Linked DNA regions of Homo sapiens: all the other regions are linked to region 1. A link is an interaction called in ENCODE POLR2A ChIA-PET data of the cell type or tissue named here. Cell type or tissue: PC-9. All regions are shown on one strand. Each heading gives the region's core, and the rest is flanking DNA. Links, peaks and the distances in the headings are about the cores only. Region 1 has its middle 16 kb from the start of BAIAP2L1. Region 2 overlaps LMTK2 (lemur tyrosine kinase 2). Region 3 overlaps BAIAP2L1 (BAR/IMD domain containing adaptor protein 2 like 1).

Evidence for each region. ChIA-PET counts read pairs that join two places held together with the same protein. Peaks named below come from ENCODE experiments on the same cell type or tissue, not always from the same donor. Only the 100,000 strongest peaks of a DNase experiment are listed, where the experiment ranks them.
Region 2: POLR2A ChIA-PET joins it to region 1 with 6 read pairs; 1 of 35 experiments calls an interaction of 5 or more read pairs at or near these places.
Region 3: POLR2A ChIA-PET joins it to region 1 with 5 read pairs; 14 of 35 experiments call an interaction of 5 or more read pairs at or near these places.

The regions. Positions count from the first base shown.
Region 1 is chr7:98,413,721-98,421,138 of GRCh38, forward strand. No RefSeq gene overlaps it. Among named protein-coding and RNA genes, the nearest start is that of BAIAP2L1, 16 kb to the left of the region's middle. RefSeq lists an enhancer at 4,633-5,832 and a silencer at 5,202-5,362. In PC-9, for the core only: no CTCF peak of the experiment used is centred there; DNase peaks (open chromatin) are centred at 3,421, 4,051 and 5,381; H3K4me3 peaks cover 1,757 bases; H3K27ac peaks cover 3,886 bases.
Region 2 is chr7:98,175,599-98,183,016 of GRCh38, forward strand. All of the region lies in intron 7 of LMTK2 (lemur tyrosine kinase 2), which reads left to right. Among named protein-coding and RNA genes, the nearest start is that of BHLHA15, 32 kb to the right of the region's middle. In PC-9, for the core only: no CTCF peak of the experiment used is centred there; a DNase peak (open chromatin) is centred at 2,973.
Region 3 is chr7:98,332,859-98,337,858 of GRCh38, forward strand. All of the region lies in intron 3 of BAIAP2L1 (BAR/IMD domain containing adaptor protein 2 like 1), which reads right to left. Among named protein-coding and RNA genes, the nearest start is that of BRI3, 54 kb to the left of the region's middle. RefSeq lists a silencer at 1,286-1,486. In PC-9, for the core only: no CTCF peak of the experiment used is centred there; no DNase peak of the experiment used is centred there; H3K27ac peaks cover 455 bases.

The sequences.
Region 1 (7,418 bases), core at 1,203-6,202:
TTTTTTTTTTTGAGTTGGAGTCTTGCTCTGTCGCAAGGCTGGAGTGCAATGGTGCGATCTTGGCTCACTGCAACCTCTGCTTCCTGGATTCAAGTGGTTCTTCTGCCTCAGCCTCCCATGTAGCTGGGACTACAGGCGCCACCAACAGGTCCAGCTAATTTTTGTTAATTTAGTAGAGACAGGGTTTCACCATGTTGGCCAGGCTGGTCTTGAACTCCTGACCTCAGGTGATCCACCTGCCTCAGCCTCCCAAAGCGCTGGGATTACAGGCATGAGCCACTGTGCCCGGCCTCTGCCCCTTTTTTCTACAACAGGGGGCAGAGAGATAGAACCCTGGTTTTCTGGTTTCCTTGCAGGCAGGAGCAGCAAAACAGACACATTCTGGCCAGAGACAAAGGAAACGAAGGAGACAAGGAGACAAAGGTCTACTGAGAAGGCTGAAAAGTGAAATAGTGGAGGTTCTGGAAGGCTTTTCCTTCCTTCCTTCCTTCCTTCCTTCCTTCCTTCCTTCCTTCCTCTCTCTCTTTCTTTCTCTCTTTTTTTTTTTCAGGAAGTCTTTGTTTTTTTTTGCCCTCCTCATAACTTCCTAGAAAGCACATGTGGGCTGGGTGCAGGGGTTCACGCCTGCAATCCCTATGCTTTGGGAGGCTGAGGCAGGAGGATCGCTTGAGCCCAGGAGTCTGAGACCAGCCTGGGCAACATAGCAAGACCCCATCTCTACAAAGAAAAAAAAATAGGCAGGTGTGGTGGCAAGCACCTGTAGTCACAGCTACTTGGAAAGATGAGGCAGGAAGATTGCTTGAGTTCAGGAGTTCGAGGCTGCAGTGAGCTGTGATTGTGCTGCTGTACTGCATCCTGGGCAACAGAACGAGACTATGTCAGAAAGAAAGAAAGAGAGAAAGAGAGAGAGAGGAAGGAAGGAAGGAAGAAAAGAGAAGGGAAGGGAAGGGAAAGGAAAGGAAAGGGAGGAAGGAAGGGAAAGAAGAAGCAAGGAAGAAAGAGAGAAAGAAAGGAAAGAAAGAAAAGGAAGAAAAGCGAGGAAGGAATGAAGGAAGGGAGGGAGGGAGGAAGGGAGAGAGAAAAAAGGAAGGAAGGAGAGGGAATGAAAGGAAAGAAAAAGAAAGAAAGCCTGGGCACAGTGGCTCAGGCCTGTAATCTCAGCACTTTGGGAGGCCGAGGTGGGCGGATCACGAGGTCAAGAGATCAAGACCATCCTGGCCAACCCCGTCTCTACTAAAAATACAAAAATTAGCTGGGTGTGGTGGTGTGTGCCTGTAATCCCAGCTACTTGGGAGGCTGAGGCAGGAGAATCGTTTGAACCTGGGAGGCAGAGGTTGCAATGAGCCGAAATCACGCCATTGCACTCCAGCCTGGCAACAGAGTGAGACTCTGTCTCTGTCTCGAAAAAAAAAAAAAAGGAAAGAAAGAAAGGAGAGGAAGGAATGAAGGAATGAAGGAGAGGGAGGGGGAGAGAGAGGAGGGCGAGTAAGCAGATATGATGATATCATGCAAGAAGTAACCAACATCTTGTAAGCTGCTCTGAGCAACAAACAAGACCAAGCATCATCAAGTTGAGATTGGCCGAGTGGAGAGACACATCCTGAGCCTCTCACAGCATCTGTGAGCATGGAGTTTTCTGTTCCTTTCATCTAAAACATTCCCAAATGACCTATACTGTTCTTAAAACCTGGGAGAATTTGCCATTGTGTTGAATTCAACATATACACACAGAACAAATCTTCAAGTGAAAAAAATTCAAATGGTGAGAAATGTTCTCCTGAGACTTTTCATACATTTAAATTTTTTCATTTTGGGGATGACCATATTTTGAGATAAAATGAAAGATCACGGGCTGCCAAATTCCAGTATGATTATGGAGACCAAAGGAGGGAAATGTTATTAAAATTGGGGTGCTCTTGAAAAACCTATTGTCTGTGAATTTATGTCCTTAGGCCACTTTCCAAAAGCACTTTCGTTTCAACGTAATCAAAGAACATCATTTTACACCCACTCTTCTAAGAAATAAATTTCAGAATCATTTTTCAAGGTTGGAAAATAGGAACCTTGTCTAGAGAAATCACTTTGCTTTTGAGTCACTGTTACTGCAAGACTTCCCACAAAATAACATTGACAATATCCTCAGAAATCCTTGAATAGTATTCATGCATTATTATCAGCTAAAATGATGATTATCTTTGGGCTTGCAATGGAGCAAATAATTCTTAGATCATTTCTCTTTTTCAAAAAATTCTTAACCTGTTGTGGTAGCTCATGCCTGTAATCCCAGCACTTTGGGAGGCCGAGGAGGGTGGATTGCTTAAGCCTAGGAGTTTAAGACCAGCCTGGGCAACACAGTGAAAGCCTGTCTCTACAAAAATTAGCTAGATGGGGTAGCACATGCCTGTAGTCCCAGCTACTTGGGAGGCTGAGGTGGGAGGATTCACTGAGCCCAGGAGGTTGAGGCTGCAGTAAGCCAGGATCCCACCACTGCACTCCAGCCTGGGCAACAGAGCAAGACTTTGTCTCAAAATACATAAATGCATAATAATAATATATTTTTCTGACATCAAGAGTTGGTCATATATATATGTGTGTGTGTGTATATATATGTGTATATGTATATATTTTTTATATGTAAAATATATATGTATATATTTTTTTGAGACACAGTCTCACTCTGTCGCCCAGGCTGGAGTGCAGTAATGTGATCTTAGCTCACCACAATCTCCACCTCCCGTGTTCAAGCAATTCTCTTGCCTCAGCCTCCCGAGTAGCTGGGATTACAGGCGCGTGCCACCATGCCTGGGTAATTTTTGTATTTTTAGTAGAGACGGGGTTTCACTATGTTGGCCATGCTGGTCTTGAACTCCAGCGATCCTCCCACCTTGGCCTCCCATAGTGCTGAGAATACAGACGTAAGCCACTGTCCCTGGCCAAGATTCTTTTTCTTCTAGCAAAGGCTTTCTTCTGAACACAAAAGGAGCTGAGATTTTGGCTGTTTACTCATGGCAAAATGACAGAAAGTCATTTAGATCTTTTTTTTTTTTTTTGAGACAGAGTCTCGCTCTGTTGCCCAGGCTGGAGTGCAGTGGCACGATCTCGGCTCACTGCAAGCTCCGCCTCCCGGGTTCACGCCATTCTCCTGCCTCAGCCTCTGGAGTAGCTGGGACTACAGGCGCCCGCCACCACACCCAGCTAATTTTTTTGTGTGTATTTTTAGTAGAGACGGGGTTTCACTGTGTTAGCCCGGATGGTCTCGATCTCCTGACCTCGTGATCCGCCCGCCTCAGCCTCCCAAAGTGCTGGGATTACAGGCGTGAGCCACTGCGCCCGGCCAGAAAGTCATTTAGATCTTATTTGGTTTTGAAACATTTGGATATTGACACTAACAGGTGAAATATGTGGGCGTGTGCATTTTCCCCTCAGCTCTGACTGCTGTTTGCTTGTTGAATAGACTCCTGAGTCTAGAATCAATGGATTCTTCCTCCTCATAGGCACAGCAGCTAGGACAAAGAGGTCATATTTTTGCCTGGAGATGTTTCCAGGCCCTGATAAGCCTGACATTGGCTACAACAGGAAACCCCCTTCCCAATTCTGAGCAGCTGGAGGCTGTGGCCTCGGTTCCTGAGGACTCCTTGAAACGGGACAGAAATGCAAAGACAGTGTCCTCATCCTGGTGGGAAAACAGTAGGTCTGGGGAATTCACTTCATGTCTCAGTGATAACATCCCCTGTGACTTGGAGTAAGTCACATCACGGTCATGTCCCCAGCTCCCTCTGTCCTGGTCAATAGGAGTTGGAGGGAGCAGTGCTCCAGATGACCTTGTGGGAGTGGTGAGAGGCCACGGTTTTCCTTGGGGGCATTTCCCCAAAGATGTGGCTGCCACCTACCAGGTGTGACTTCAGGTGAGTCGGAGTAGCAGCCAGGGCTGCCTGAGTGGAGGTCGAGGGAAAGTCACTGCCTGCATCGGCTGTCCCCTCCTTCCCCTTCAAGGCTGCCTTTGATCTCTGCTGTCAACAGAAATTGCAGCTCATGCTGAAGTTTTCTGGCCTGGTCTTTCACCCCCCACATTCAGTCTGGTTGGTCAAGTCACGTGTAATTTCCACACCCCCTCAAAGGTTGTGCAACTACCATGCAAATGCATTTCAAGTTTAGCTACCTTTTTTTTTTTTTAAACAGAGTGAACTTTCTTTCTTTTTTTATTTTTGAGACAGAGTCTCACTCTGTCACACAGGCTGGAGTGCAGTGGCATGATTTTGGCTCTCTGCAACCTCCGCCTCCTGGGTTCAAGCGATTCTCCTGCCTCAGCCTCCTAAGTAGCTGGGATTACAGGCGCCTGCCTCCACACCCAGCTAATTTTTCTGTATTTTTAGTAGAGACGGGGTTTCACCATATTGGCCAGTCTGGTCTCGAACTCTTGACCTCGGGTGATCCGCCCACCTTGGCCTCCCAAAGTGCTGGGATTATAGGCATGCACCACCGCTCCCAGCCAGCAGAGTAAACTTTCTTGAATGAATTTTCTTACTATTTAATTTATTTAATTATTTTATTTTATTTTATGATACATGCAGTCTTACTCTGTTGCCCAGGCTGGAGTACTATGGCACCATCATAACTCCCAGCGGCTTTGAACTCCTGGGCTCAAGCGATCCTCCTGAGTAGCTGGAACCACAGCTGCATGCCACCACCCCTGACTTTGATTTATTTCTGCTGGCCCATTTCTCTGCCTCACAATGGTAGAGAAATGCCTGAGTCACAGATAGGCTAGGTGACCAGGGAAGCTTGGAAGAAACCCCACAGGCCACCCAAGCTCCCAGGCTACCATTTGGAGATCGTTGCTTCGGAGGAATCCCGGGTCAGGCTGCTGGAATCTGGACTCACACTTCCGAAACCTCAGTGTTCTGATCGATGCTTTACAAGCTGGCTTTGCCCACCTCTCCCATGGAACACCCTTCCTCCACTGGTCTTTTGAAATTATTGCTGTTGGTCTGATTTTGCTGCCTCTGCTACCAGACGGTAAGCAAACCCTGCTGTCACTTTCTTGCTGTGTGTCCTGGTAAGATGTTTCTCCACATTGAGCCTTTCCCCCTGCTTATTGGCAAAATGGGAATGAGACACTGTGAGTTTTACCCACATGGTATAGACAGAGCCTGCAGGGTACTGGGTATGGGTCTGGGGATCTGAGATGTCCCTTCATCAGCAGCCTTTATATCAGCAGCCACACCTCCTCTGTAGGGTTTCACCCTAGCTTAGCTCTCTGAGGACCAGGTCTCCCCTGGAGCCACGTCCTTGTCTGCCAGGGTGGGTTGAGGCATGACTCACTATGACCAGAGACTCACCCTTGAGTCACTTGGATCAGGCAGCCCAGGACGGATGTGACGTCATCAGCAAATACAAGCAGTCATAGACACAGGGGCAGCTCTGTTTGTCTTGGAGATAAACTCCACCACCCAGGCTGGGCTTTGTGGAAAAGGTGAAGGACACCAGGATCATAGGTATTAACTTCCTATGATGACATGTTTGTGGAGGGACCGGAGAATCTCAGGGTGAGAAAATCGCTGGGGATTGTTCTGTAGCGGAGGAAGGTGTGTCCTTGGCTACTGTAGGGAAAGGTTGCCCTTACTTTGAGGTTGTGTTCTTATCTCCTCCATGTCTCTAACTTTTATAATCCAACCAGAGGATCTTCTAATAAATACTCTGCCTCCTATTACTGTATGTCTCAGCTAAAAGACATATCCTACTGGCCAGGCGTGGTGGCTCACACCTGTAATCCCACACTCTGGGAGGCCGAGGCGAGTGGATCACTTGAGGTCAGGCATTCGAAACCAGCCTGGCTAACATGGTGAAACTCCATCTCTACTAAAAACATAAAAATTAGCCAGGTGTGGGTGGTACATGCCTGTAATCCCAGCTACTCAGGAGGCTGAGGCAGGAGAATCTCTTGAACCCAGGAGGCGGAGGTTGCAGTGAGCCAGGATCGCACCACTGTACTCCAGCCTGGGCGACAAGAGTGAAACTCTGTCTCATAAAAAAAAAAAAAAAAATAGACATACCCTACCCGGGGAAGGTAGGGGCGGCTTTTTAGCCCCGGAGAGCTCATTCAACCCCTAGCCCTGTGCCTGCCTCCCTCGCTGGATAGCAAACTGAAACCAGTCTCCCCCATGTAAACCCAGGGCCCCCATGGGGCCTGGATTTTGTCATTTTCTTCGGGGTCATGTAACTCTTGGTTATACAACAAGAGAGGTGATGGGATTTCCTTCTAGGGTGGTGAAAAGGTTTTGAACTAGTCAGAGGTGAGGATTGTACAACATTGTGAATGTACTGGATCTCCCTGAATTGTACATTTTATTTTACTGATTTACTTATCTATCTGTTTATTTATTTTTTGAGACAGAGTCTCACTCTGTCGCCCAGGTTGGAGTGCAGCGGTGTGATCATAGCTCACTGCAACCTCAACCTCCTGGGCTCAAGTGATCCTCCTGCCTCAGCCTCCAGAGTAGCTGGGACCACAAGTGTGCAGCACTGTGCCCAGCTCATTTTAAAAATATTTTGCAAATCTGAGGTCTTGCTATGTTGCCCAGGCTGGTCTTAAACTCCTAGGTTCAAGCGATCCTCTCACCTCAGCCTCTCTAGTACCTAGGACCACAGGTGCACACTACTGTGCCTGGCTAATTTTTTGATTCTTTGTAGACATGAGGTCTCACTGTGTTGCCCAAGCTGGTCTCAAATGCCTTGACTCAAGCAATCCTTCTGCCTTGGTCTCCCAATGTGCTGGGATTACAGGCGTGAGCCACCTTACCTGGCTGAATTGTACATTTTATTCTCTCTCTCTCTCTCTTTCTATATATATGTGTATATATATATGTATATATGTATATATGTGTATATATATATGTATATATATGTATATATGTATATATGTGTATATGTGTATATATATAATTTTATTTATTTATTTATTTATTGAGATGGAGTCTCACTCTGTAACCCAGGCTGGAATGCAATGGTGTGATCTCGGCTCACTGCCACCTCTGCCTCCCAGGTTAAAGCGATTCTCCTGCCTCAGTCTCCTGAGTAGCTGGGATTACAGGTGTGCACCACCACGCCCGGCTAATCTTTGTATTTTTAGTAGAAACAGGGTTTCATCATATTGCCCAGGCTGATCTCGAACACTGTCTCAAAATAAATAAATAAATAGTGTGCTAAGTCAATTTCTCCCTCTCCACACCTGTCCAGTCTTATTCTTCCTGAGTGTGCTATATCAGAGTTGTGGATGGACGAAAGGAGAGGATCGTGACAGGCAGCAGCCCTGGAGTTCCACTCTCCCCTGCAGGGAAGGCTAAGGGGCCTGCCTTGCGCTACGGTTTCATAGAACTGGAGTCCGTCAAACCTTCCTGAGCCCTAGCGGTAGCCTGGGA
Region 2 (7,418 bases), core at 942-5,941, 240 kb before region 1:
CAAACCGGAATTCATATATGGTGGGTGTCCATGAAGTTTCCTTATTTCCCTTTCTACATGGAAGACTTGCTGAAGGCAGGGATTGTATCTTCCTGACCTTTGTATCTCCCATGATGTATGTCACACAGAAATGAGGAAGGCTTCAAGGGAAAGGAACCAGTTTGACTGCAGCTACAACCCAAGAAGAGATGGAAAGACTGTAATCAGCCGAGTAGCTACACTGGGAAGGTGATTAAAGAGCTTTCATTTTAAAAGGCTCGAGGTCCAGAGGGTTTCATGGGTGTCCTCTGTCTGACCTTTAATGAACAGGTGGCTCCAGTGTATTTAAACTATTCCGGACCATAAAGAAGACGGAAATTTCTATAACTCATATCATGAATCCAACACAAGCTTAATAGCAAAAGATGACATAAAGAAATTATTGACGATTCTCCTGAATGAACATAGACACAAATACTAGCAAACTGCATGTAGCAGTGTGTGAATAAAACAATTAAGACTTATTCTAGGACTATAAGGGTAGATGTGTATTATAAAAATATGTCTACATAATTCATTCCATTGACAGAATAAAAGAGGAGAAATACATTATAGCAATAGATTGCAGAAACATCATTTAGTATAATTCAGCAGCTATTCTGTGTTTACATAGACTATGTAAACATATTCTCCTCTGATGGGAAACATTTCTTCCGACAGGAAAGGAAAGATACAACTTAAATATCATATGGACTAAGACTCAAAACTTTACCAAAACTTAATAGCAATATCATGCTATTGCTAAATGGCAAAATAATAAAGTCCTTTCAATTAAATGAGAAACCAGGCAGAGATGCCCACTATTTCTGTTACCTTCCAACATTTCTTTGGAGGTACTAGCTAATACAAACACAAACTATAAAATTATCAGTTTAAAAATAATAGGCCCAAGAAATAAGGGGGAAAAAAGAAAAAAATAATAATAGGCCAGGCACAGTGGCTCACACCTGTAATCTCAGCACTTTGGGAGGCCGAGGTGGGCAGATCACTTGAGGTCAGGAGTTTGAGACCAGCCTGGCCAACATGGTGAAATCCCATCTCTACTAAAAATACAAAAAAATTAGCCAGGCGTGGTGGCACATGCCTGTAATCCCAGCTACTTGGGAGGCTGAGGCAGGAGAATCGCTTGAACCCGGGAGGCAGAGGTTGCAGTGAGCTGAGATCGCACCACTGCACTCCAGCCTGCATGACAGAGCGAGACTCCATCTCAATAATAATAATGATTTACTGAATGCTTCCCACATGCCAGCTACTTTACACCAACTCTTAAGTGGTAGTGCTGGTTTTCCCGTCTGTGTTACAGGTCAGGAGACGCAGGCACAGACAGGTATACTGACTTGTTCAGGGTCGTGCAACTGGAAGCCAGCAGAGCTGGGATTCAAAGCTACACCGTCTGCCTCCAGATTTCACACTGTTAACCACCGAGCTACACCACACAATCATTGGAAAAGAAGAGAACATTGCCCTTCTTTACTGGTGCCATGGTGTTGGATGTTTAGAAAAACCAAGAAACTGTGCTTTTAAAAAATTAGAATTCATAAAAGAATTTGTTGTGGCTTTTTATAAGACAGTATACATAAGTCAGTAGTTTTTCTCTGTACAGGTGTAATTATGTACCCAGTAGTGAAGGTGGATAAAAACCATTTTATTCTGAATAATGCCAAAATTATAAATTATCTGGGTATATATTATGTGAGAAAGACACAGGACTGTATGAAGAAAACTATGAAATCTTATTGAAGAATGTAAAATAACATGTGGACACATGGAAAGATGCACCATGATTTATGGTGGGGAGGCCACACAAAAATGCCAGTTCACTCAAAGAATTCCCATTCGAATCTGAACAGGGTTTTTATTTATTTTTTATTTTTTTGAGACAGGGTCTCGCTCTGTCACCCAGGCTTGAGTGAGTGCAGTGGCACGATCATGGCTCACTTGCTTGGCCTTGACTTCCCAGGCTCAAGCAATCCTCTTGTCTCAGCCTCGCAGGTAGCTGGGACTATACATATGCACCATCAGTGGTGGACCCTATTCCAGCCAGAGGCGTTTTCCCTAGGGTGTAATAAGAATTTCACACCCTGTGGAAGAACTCTGTGTACCCAAATCCTAGCAGGTGCCTGAGATACACACAGCAGGCACTCAGTAAATGTACCATTGCCCAGCTAGCAAAGACTGACCTAATAAGCAGGGCAAACACTGTCAAAACTCTAGTATAAAGTTGCCTCTGTGTGCTTTATCGGAATCCTCTTGTTTTAATCCTCTCCTGGTACGTCTCCATCCCATCTTAGAGTGTTAAGTGCAGAGTCCCTTCGGAAGCTTAAGTCTTTGTGGCTGCCAGAGTCAGAATGACGTGACGAGCAGAGGGAGGCTTTGGAATTGAAGTTTTCATTCACCTCTCATCAGCTTTACCAGTATAAGCCTGGTTATTTCATCCTTCGGAGCTCTATCTCTTCTATAAAATGGGGATCGTCTTTAAAGCCCTGGAGTGCTGTTGTCAAGATGGAGATAAAGTATGCCAAGCTGCTAGAAGAATATTCAGTAACTTTCCGGTATTTTGCTTCCTGTCTGTGAACTCTTCTTATCAGGAATCCAGATTACTCGGGAAAGCATAAGTAGTTCACATAATAGAGGTGTGGATTATTTTGAAAATGCCTCCTGCGTGTTGAGTTTGCATTGGAGAACCCCGAAGACGCGCAAACTAGTCCTAGCGTGAGTGAGCAGCAAGCAGTGGTACTTCCTTGTGAATCGGGGTGGGAACCCTTCAGAACCGCGAGCTCCCACTTTCTGTCGATCGCTCTGCTCATGCGGCCCTGAGTCTCATGGTTACTGTGGTCTCAGTCACAGCAAGTGCTGCCAAGCTCAGGCGACGCTGCCAGAGCCTTCTGAGAGCCGGGCGGGGCTGGTGCCACTGGTAGCCTCATCCCTGGACCTGTTTTTCAACTTGAAGGGAGAGCAGACTGGCTGTGTGTTTGCATTTCCTGACAAAAGCAGCCATTGACGTCAAGAGTTCCCTCTGTTGTTAAGAAGTGACACCTGTGTGTTTTTCTTTAGCTTTGCACGTTATTGGGCTTCAGATAATATTTATTTTTACCAACTTTGGCCCAAATTGTATCATTACTTTGAATCTGTACAGCACTTTTATGTTTTCAAAACATTTCATGTATTTTTCAGTGTTACCCTTGCAACAGCCTTGTGAGTTAACCATTTCAAGTGCAACCTGTTGTTTCGTGAGGAAACTGAGGCTCCTCTGCTATGCATGTGACCAGCCCAGCATCACATGGTCTTGCAGCAGTGGAACTGAGATGAGCTCCTGGCCTCCTGACTGCCCAGGGCTCCCTCCCACTGCATTGTGGAGCCTGGGCACTTGGGGAGGAGTGGGGCAGGACCCAGTCCTGCCACTGTTTGCTTCCTCACCACCTCTGGGTTTCAGGTCATGAGAAGCATTGCCTTTTCCCCTGGGAACACCAGTTGCTTGCTTTCGAGTTTTATAATGAGAGCCAAGGACCTTCTGCAGGCGTAATTGTTCATCTTTTACCAAGCCTTTGCATTTCAAGTATCCAAAGACCTACGTGGAATGTTAGTATGGAGAGAGAAGAGGAGGGAGGGACTGGGACAGTCATCCTGCCATCCAGGAAATGCCTGAGCTCGACATCGCCCAAGCTAGCCTCAGGCTGCTGCCCCTGGCCTAGCAGGATGCGTGCTTGCCCTTGTTGGGATGCTGGCATCCAGCTCCTTGTTCTGGTCTCAGGAGGGAGATGTCGGGAAGGTTCACAGGGTCTGTTTATAGACCCTAGAGGTGGTCGTTGGTGGTGCCCAGTGACGGAGCCTCTGTTGGCAAAACCTGTATCTCTGCAGTCGCAGCTGTTGGCCCAGTGGATAGAGCAGCCTTACTTAAAGCATTTTCACTTTTCTGTCCTCATATGGCATGTTCCTCCTCCCTCTCTCCCTCCTTCCCTCTCTCCCTCCCTCCCTTTCTCCCTCCCTCCCTTTCTCCCTCCCTCCCTCTCTCCCTTGCTTAATTCCAAGAAATGGGGACCAACATTCTTCTTACAATTAGAAGATTCTTTGTTGTTCATAACAGTGGAGTCACAGGTGTCCCAAGGTTTTTCCCAGGCAGTTCAGCAGGCCTGAAGGCTTCTGGATGGAGTGCAGAAAATCACTTGTAAGCACAAAGAGTGTGGCAAGTGATGTGAGGTAGCTAACTGGAATCCACATTGAGGACCAGCTGCGTGCTTGGAACAGCAGCTCCAAGTGTCACTGCATCATCGTTGAGAGTTATTGACGGTGAAAACACAAACATATTACCGAACACTACCTTGCTAGCTTTGTGGCCCTAGCGAAGTCACTTCAATTCTCTGCCTCAGTGTCCATATTTGTTAATGAGGAAAATAATAGTACCCACCTCACAGGTTTGTGGTGAAGATTAAACACTTAGAGAAAACATAAAATGCCTCTTGTGAAGTAAGTATTTTTTGAATATTAGCCATGATTATGTTATTGAATCAATGTTATGTATCAAGCTGTTACCGAATTATATCGGTGTTAGCCGTTGCTGTCATCATCTCCATTATCCTTGTATTTCAGACATGTGAGCTTTGGAAATTAAAATCTTTGAAAATATGAATGTGATAGTTTAAGTTTTTGGTCTTTTGCCTTTCTGTAAAGACATACATTTTGCACTATGGAAATTCAGCTTTGATATCTTCAGTTTACAACTTAAAACTATAAATTAGGCCTCCTTTTCTATTTTAATTTAATGGCTTTTTTATTCGTATACCAGTTGGTGATTATAAAGACTCTAAGGGTTAAAGCCAAAAGCCAAAAAACTTAATCTGTTGTCTGTGTGGAAAGTTCCTTTAGAAAAAGTAGTTTTTACTTGTCAAATTGTGTGTTTTTGAAAATTAACTGTTTCTTAAAATAAATTCTATAATTGTTCTGTGTCTTGAAATATGCTCTTTACCTCCCTTGTGGAGAAGTAGAGAGTTTGGAAGTCATGAAAGTAATTTGGAAAGGGCCTGACTACAACGCTTGCATATCTTTGAGAAAGGGGAAAAATAAACATTTTTAATAATGTGGATTATTTTTGGGTGCTTGAAGTTATAAATTATATTAATATTTACTTATAACAGACTATTACTAGACTATTACTCAAGTAATACAAGCTGTAAAAAAAATTCACCAATTTTGCTAATAGCATTTTAGAGTTCCTTCTTAGTCACTCTGAAAATACAAGGAAACACTCTTTCAGGTCGGGCCGGGCCCAGCTGGTTCCGGTTCCGTGAGCGCCCGGCAGACTGAGGGAGAGAGAGAGAGAAAGAGGAGGGGAGGAGGAGGAGGATTCAGGGAATAGGAGCTGGGGAGCCCTTCTGCGGAGCCCTTCTGCGCCACAGTGATATCAGTATCAAGATAAAAGTGTGGAATGGGAGAAAAATTCTCAAAGCCTGAAAGAAAATCTGGAGATGCTGTTTTTCCAGCAGCTCAGTTGAGGGAGAACTTAGCTTGTGTTTCTTGATTCCTCTTCAACTTCTGTTTGCAAACCAAGACTTGTGTTTGGAGAACTCTATTGTACTGAGCCTAAGTCATTTATGATCTATAACAAGAACATGCATTTTCACATGTCAACTAGATTTGTGGACCGGTAAAGTTCTCCCCAAAGAGATGGGCTCTCACCCTGCCATCCAGGCTGGAATAGTGGTGCAATCATAGCCCATTGTAGCCTCCATCTCAAGGACTCAAGGGATCCTCCCTCCTAGGCCTCCCAGGTAGCTGGGATTACAGATATAGAAAAGCATATCCTAAAATTCATATGGATTCTGAAGGGACCTCAAATACTCAATACAATACAGTCTTGAAACAGAAGAACAAAGCTAGAAGACTCACCTTTTCTGATTTTAAAACTTACTACAAAGCTACAGTAATCAAAACAGTGTTGTACTAGCATAAGGAAGACATATAGACCAATGAAATAGAAGAGAGAGCCCAGAAATAAAACTTCATATATATGGTCAAATGATTTTTTTCTTTTTTCTTTTTTCTTGAGATGGAGCCTCGCTCTGTTGCCAGGCTGGAGTGCAGTGGCACGATCTCAGCTCACTGCAACCTCCGCCTCCTGGGTTCAAGCGATTCTCCTGCCTCAGCCTCCCCAGTAGCTGGAATTACAGGCACCCACCATCATGCCCGGCTAATTTTTGTATTTTTAGTAGAGATTGGGTTTCACCATGTTGGCCAGGAAGGTCTCCATCTCTTGACCTTGTGATCTGCCTGCCTTGGCCTCCCAAAGTGCTGGGATTACAGTTGTGAGCCACTGCACCCAGCCGGTCAAATGATTTTTAACAAGAGTACCAGGACTATTCAATGGAGAAAGGATAGTGTTTTCAACAAATGCTGCTGGGAAAATGGGATATCCACATGCAAAAAATGAAGTTGAACCCTTAACTAACACCATATACAAAAATTAACTCAAAATGGATCAAAGACCTAAATGTAAGATGCAAAACTATAAAAGTCTTAGAAGAAAATAAGGAAAAAACTTTATGACAGTGATTTATTCAGCAGTTATTTATTGGGTATGACATCAAAGGCACAAGCAACAACAACATAGAAGACTACATGAAAATGTTTAAACTTTGTTAATCAAAAGACACTATCAATAGGGTGAAAAGATAACCACCAAATGGAGAAAGTATTTGCAAATTATATATCTGAAAAGGGTTATATAAAGCATATATGGAGAATTCGTGCAACTCAACAACAAAACAAACAGCTTGATTAGAAAATGAAGGAAAGTGTGTATTTCCTTCTCCAAAGGAAATATACAAATGGCAATAGGTACACCAAAAGATGCCCAGCATCAGTGATCATTAGGAAAATCCAAGTCAATTTCCCATAATGAAATACCACCTTACACCCATTAGGATGGCTACTATCAACATCAAACAATAATATGTTTTGGTGAGGACGTGGAAAAATTGGAACCCTTGTGCTCTGTTGGTGGGAAGGTAAAATGGTATAGTCACAGTGGGAAGCAGTATGGTGGCTCCTCATAAATATTGAAAATAGAATTTCCATGTGATGCAGTGATGCCACTTATGGGCATATCCCCAAAATGGTTGAAAACAGGGTCTTAAAGAGATAATTTGTACACCCATGTTCATACCAGCATCATTCACAATAGCTGAAATATGGAAGAAATGTAAACTAAAAATAAAACTTTAAGCTTTCCAATTGTCTGAATGAACTCATCCTCTCAGCCAAGGACATCTCACAGTTCAGGACATGATGGGGAGGGGGCGATCAGATTCCCCATTATACTCTCCCTTTGGAATTCAGGCACAACTGACCAGCATTAACATTAAAACAGAGATCTTACGACTTTT
Region 3 (5,000 bases), core at 1-5,000, 82 kb before region 1:
AACCTCCAGAAGCCCCATCTGCACCCGGGGTTAAGAGGTAGAGCCCTTGCCAGGACTCTCAAAGCCCTACGCGACCCAGCCTCATGCCTTCTGTCTGCAGACCTCATCCTCGCCTGCCCCTCAGCCACACTGGCTTACATGTGTGACCCAAGCCCACTAAAGCCTCAGGGCCTTTGCACTTGCCAGCTCCCACTAGAATGTTCTCCCCAGACACCTGCCTGATGAGTTCCCCGCAGTGCACGTCCCTGACCACCCTACCTAAAACAGCTGCATCCCACCCCTTCTATCACTCAGTGGCCCCTTGCCTTATTACTACCTGGATATTAGACTTGTTTATCTGTCCACCCCACTAGAATGTTAGTTCCCTGATGGCAGGGACTTCTGTTTCATTGATTTATCCCCAGCAACTAGAACAATGCCTACGAGACAGGAGATGTTCATTTAAATGAGCACACTGGGCCAGGTGCGGTGGCTCACACCTATAATCCCAGCACTTTGGGAGGCCGAGGCAGGCGGATCACCTGAGGTCAGGAGTTCAAGACCAGCCTGGCCAACTTGGTGAAACCTCACCTCTACTAAAAATACAAAAAATTAGCTGGGCGTGGTGGTGGGCGCCTGTAATCCCAGTTACTCAGGATGTCGAGGCAGGAGAATCACTTCAACCTGGGAGGTGGAGGTTACAGTGAGCTGAGGTCATGGCACTGCACTCCAGCCTGGGCAACAGAGGAAGACTCTGTCTCAAAATAAATAAATAAATAAATATAAAATAAATGAGCACACTGGTATTTAAATATCAAAGAAAAACTACTGCAATTTCTTGATTATTAGACATTTGGTTTTATGTCATTTTCAGAATACCAAGGGATAACTACCCCGCCCACCCTCCCCAAACTAAGGGACAATTTTCCCCACGAACCAAGAAGAAACAAACCCTGTACCCAATCCCAGTACTCCAGTCTTCATCTTCCTCCCTGGCTCACGGCTCCACGATGGTGCCAAGGCTCATGTGTGGAATGTTACATTTTAAAAAGCGGTGCACAAAGTCTATAGGCACAGGGTTTAATTATGTAAAAAGAGGCATTTAAAAATAATAAAGTTAGAAATTGAGTTTGATGTTTATTAGGTTCATTTCTCAGTAAAGGTATACATTTAAAAAACACATAAAGTATATTTTAATTCCCATTTTAAAATGAAAGTACATTTCTAAACTTCCCGGGGGACTCATAAGCTATTTTAAAATGTTAATATGAAATGAGAAATTAGGCAGAAGAATAAACATGGCCTAAGATTAAAATGTTTAATCAAATAAGAAGAAAAAGAGAGATCTTAGTAGGTAACAAATTTCTATAGTTATAAAAATGGAAGCTACTAACAGCCCTGCCTTCGAGTTTAAATGCCTGAGTCACACAGATCAGCATCAGTGCACCCAAGAGTTATAGGAACAGGCTTACTCTGGAGTCTAAAAGTCCAGCTTCATTGTAAAGAGCTCACCATTTAATATGCCTCTTCAGTCACCTAGTAATTTTTATTTTACCTTTGAACTCATACTTCTAAAATATTAGTCAGTTTTTTTTTAATAACTCAAAACCTTTTAGTCCTAATAATACCAATTCTTATTTCAATTTGAAACAAGAACATACAAACCCAGAATCTGCAGCCTGGCACACAAAATAACGAGGCTCATTAAGGGGTTTTTGTTTTTTTGAGACAGAGTCTTGCTCCGTCACCCAGGCTGGAGTGCAGTGGCACGACCTCGGCTCACTGCAACCTCTGCCTCCTAGGTTCGAGCAATTCTGTCTCAGCCTTCCGAGTAGCTGGGACTGACTATAGGTGCCCCCCACCACGCCCAGCTACTTTTTGTATTTTTAGTAGAGATGTGGTTTCACCATATTGGTCAGGCTGGTCTCGAACTCCTGACCTCAGGTGATCCGCCCGCCTCGGCCTCCCAAAGTGCTGGGATTACAGGCGTGAGCCACCTTGCCTGGCCAAGTTTTTAAAAATTTATCCCTGGCTGGGCGTGGTGGCTCACGCCTGTAATCCCAGCACTTTGGGAGGCCGAGGCAGGTGGATCACGAGATCAGGAGATCGAGACCATCCTGGCTAACATGGTGAAATCCCGTGTTTCTCTACTAAAAATACAAAAAAGTAGCCGGGCGTGGTGGCGGGTGCCTGTAGTCTCAGCCACTCAGAAGTCTGAGGCAGGAGAATGGTGTGAACCCGGGAGGCGGAGCTGGCAGTGAGCCGAGATGACGCCACTGCACTCCAGCCTGGGTGACAGAGCAAGACTCCATCTCAAAAAAAAAAAAAAAAAAAAAAAAAAATTTATCTCCCATGATCCTCTCCATGAGCCCTAAATCCCAGGTCAATGGAAATATCCCATCCCTTCTCTCTGTTCCCTTCTCCAGAAAAGATCACCCTTTCCACTTCCAACGCTGACCATGGGGATATTACATATCATACCCTGACACTCAGTTTCCCTCCACCCCCACATAGGTGGGATCATCTCTTCCTATGAAATCCTATAGGCTTTGTACCATTTTACTCTAGCATTCCATCCTGTATTAAAACTATGAGTATAAATGCACACGTGTGTGTGTATATATTTCATCATCTCCTTTACTGCGTTGCAGGTATCTTGAAGGTGGGGACCAAGTCTTATTAATGCTGTAAATAAGGACCTTGATTTCAAGAAAGCCCAGATAAATCTGATTCATTGGATTAGAGCCCAATACTCTTATCTGATACACTCATTCAGTCAATCAACAAACATTTCTAAGCTCATCCTTAACTATATCCGATTCTCACATCCTTGCCTCACCAGAAATTTATAACTGAGGCAGGCAGCAGTGGCACAGGGGTGGTAACTGCTGCCAGCTCCCCCGCTGGGACTCCTCTCCGGCAGATGCCCCTGAAGGACCACCGGGACACCTTCCCTCAGCTTCAGTCCCATTCTTGAGACACTGCAGCGGCACAGCCGTTCACAGTTCCTGTCCAGGTTTTACAGAAGGGCTTGTCCCAAGGCCATTTTTTATACTGAACCAAATTCTGGCTTCCTGGATCCTCCTTCAACCAGACTGAAGGAATGATAGACAGGGGGTCTAAATCCTCCTTAAAAAGGGAAATCATGTCCTTTGCAGTAGCATGGATGCAGCTGGAGGCCAGTATCCTAAGTGAATTAACGCAGGAACAGAAATCCAAATACCGCATATCTCACTTATAAGTGGGACCTCCACATTGGGTACTCGTGGACATAAAGATGGGAACAACAGACACTGGGGACTATGAGGGGGGGTGGGAGAGAGGGGAATAAGGGTTAAAAAAGTAACTATTGTGTGCTATGCTCACCACCTGGGTGACAGGATCAGTCATACTCCAAACCTTGGCATCACATGATATACCCAGGTAACAAACCCACACATGCACCCCCCGAGTCAAAATATAAGTTGAAAGTAAAATAAATAAATGCATAAATAGGCCAGGCGTGGTGACTCACGCCTGTAATCCCAGCACTTTGGGAGGCCGAGACAGGCGAATCACTTGAGGTCAGGAGTTCGAGACCAGCCTGGCCAACATGGTGAAAAACGCTGTCTCTACTAAAAATACAAAAATTAGCTGGGTGTGGTGGCGGATGGCTGTAGTTCCAGCTACTTGGGAGGCTGAGGCAGGAGAATCGCCTGAACCCAGAAGGCAGAGCTTGCAGTGAGCAGAGATTGCACCACTGCACTCCAGCCTGGGCAACACAGCGAGACTTTGTCTCAAAAAAATAAAATAAAATAAATGCATAAATATATCATTCTCTTACATGCCCAGTCTTCCAGTTTTTGAAGACTGCTTTCATGATTTGCTCCCTGCATAGGCATCCAACATTTAAGGGTCGCCCTTAAGAAAGAGAATACAAAACTACAAATTGAAAATGAAGTGCCCTACAAGGTTTTAGAAGGGGTGGAGAGACTGGAAAGGCCTAAGGTTGAGTGCCGTGAGTTTTGTGGTGAATATTTCACTATCCATGGAATCAAGGACTTTGAATTTAAACCCCAGCTTTGCTCCTTACCTGTTGTGTGTACTCCTTAGCTGGATGAAATTAGACAAGTCACTCAACCTAAGCTTCCATTTTCTTGTCCATAAAATGGGAATAATCTCTCTTACCTGAGAGGACTGCTGTGAAAACTAAATGAGACTCCTGAATTTCGTATTTCCATTAATGCTAATAAAATTCATTTACTGTGCAAAGCGCACTGAGTCAGGGCCAACTAAAACTCTTCACGGGGTCACGGCGAGGTTACGAGGCAGCGCACGTGGGAAGTGCTGGAAAGTGTGTGGCACATTGTCTGAAAGATCTCTGACCAACCAGGACCCAATTCTGGTTTTCAGATACCATTTTTTTTTTTTTTTTGAAAGAGTCTCACTCTGTTGCCCAGGCTGGAGTGGAATGGTGCAATCTTGGCTCACTGAAACCTCCGCCTCCTGGGTTCAAGCAATTCTCCTGCCTCAGTCTCCCGAGTAGCTGAGATTACAGGCGTGTGCCATCACGCTCAGCTAATTTTTGTATTTTTAGTAGAGACGGGGCTTTGCCATTTGTCCACAATGGTCTTGAACTCCTGATCTCAAGTGATCCACCCACCTTGGCCTCAGATACCTTCTTGTGTGAACAGTTGAGGAGAATAAGGCAGCAATCAGATGTTAATGGCATTGCTGCCAGACTGCCTGAATATTCCAGAGTGCCAGAAAACACTGGTCAAATAACTGCTACTCCTACAGGTTTCATAGTTGGGTATGTGGCCGGGCGCGGTGGCTCACGCCTGTAATCCCAGCACTTTGGGAGGCTGAGAAGGGTGGATCACAAGGTCAGGAGTTCGAGACCAGCCTGGCCAACATGGTGAAACCCCATCTCTAATAAAAAGATACAAAAATTAGCTGGGCTTGGTGACGTGCACCTGTAATCCCAGCTACTCAGGAGGCTAAGGTGGGAGAATTGCTTGAACCCAGGAGGTGGAGGTTGC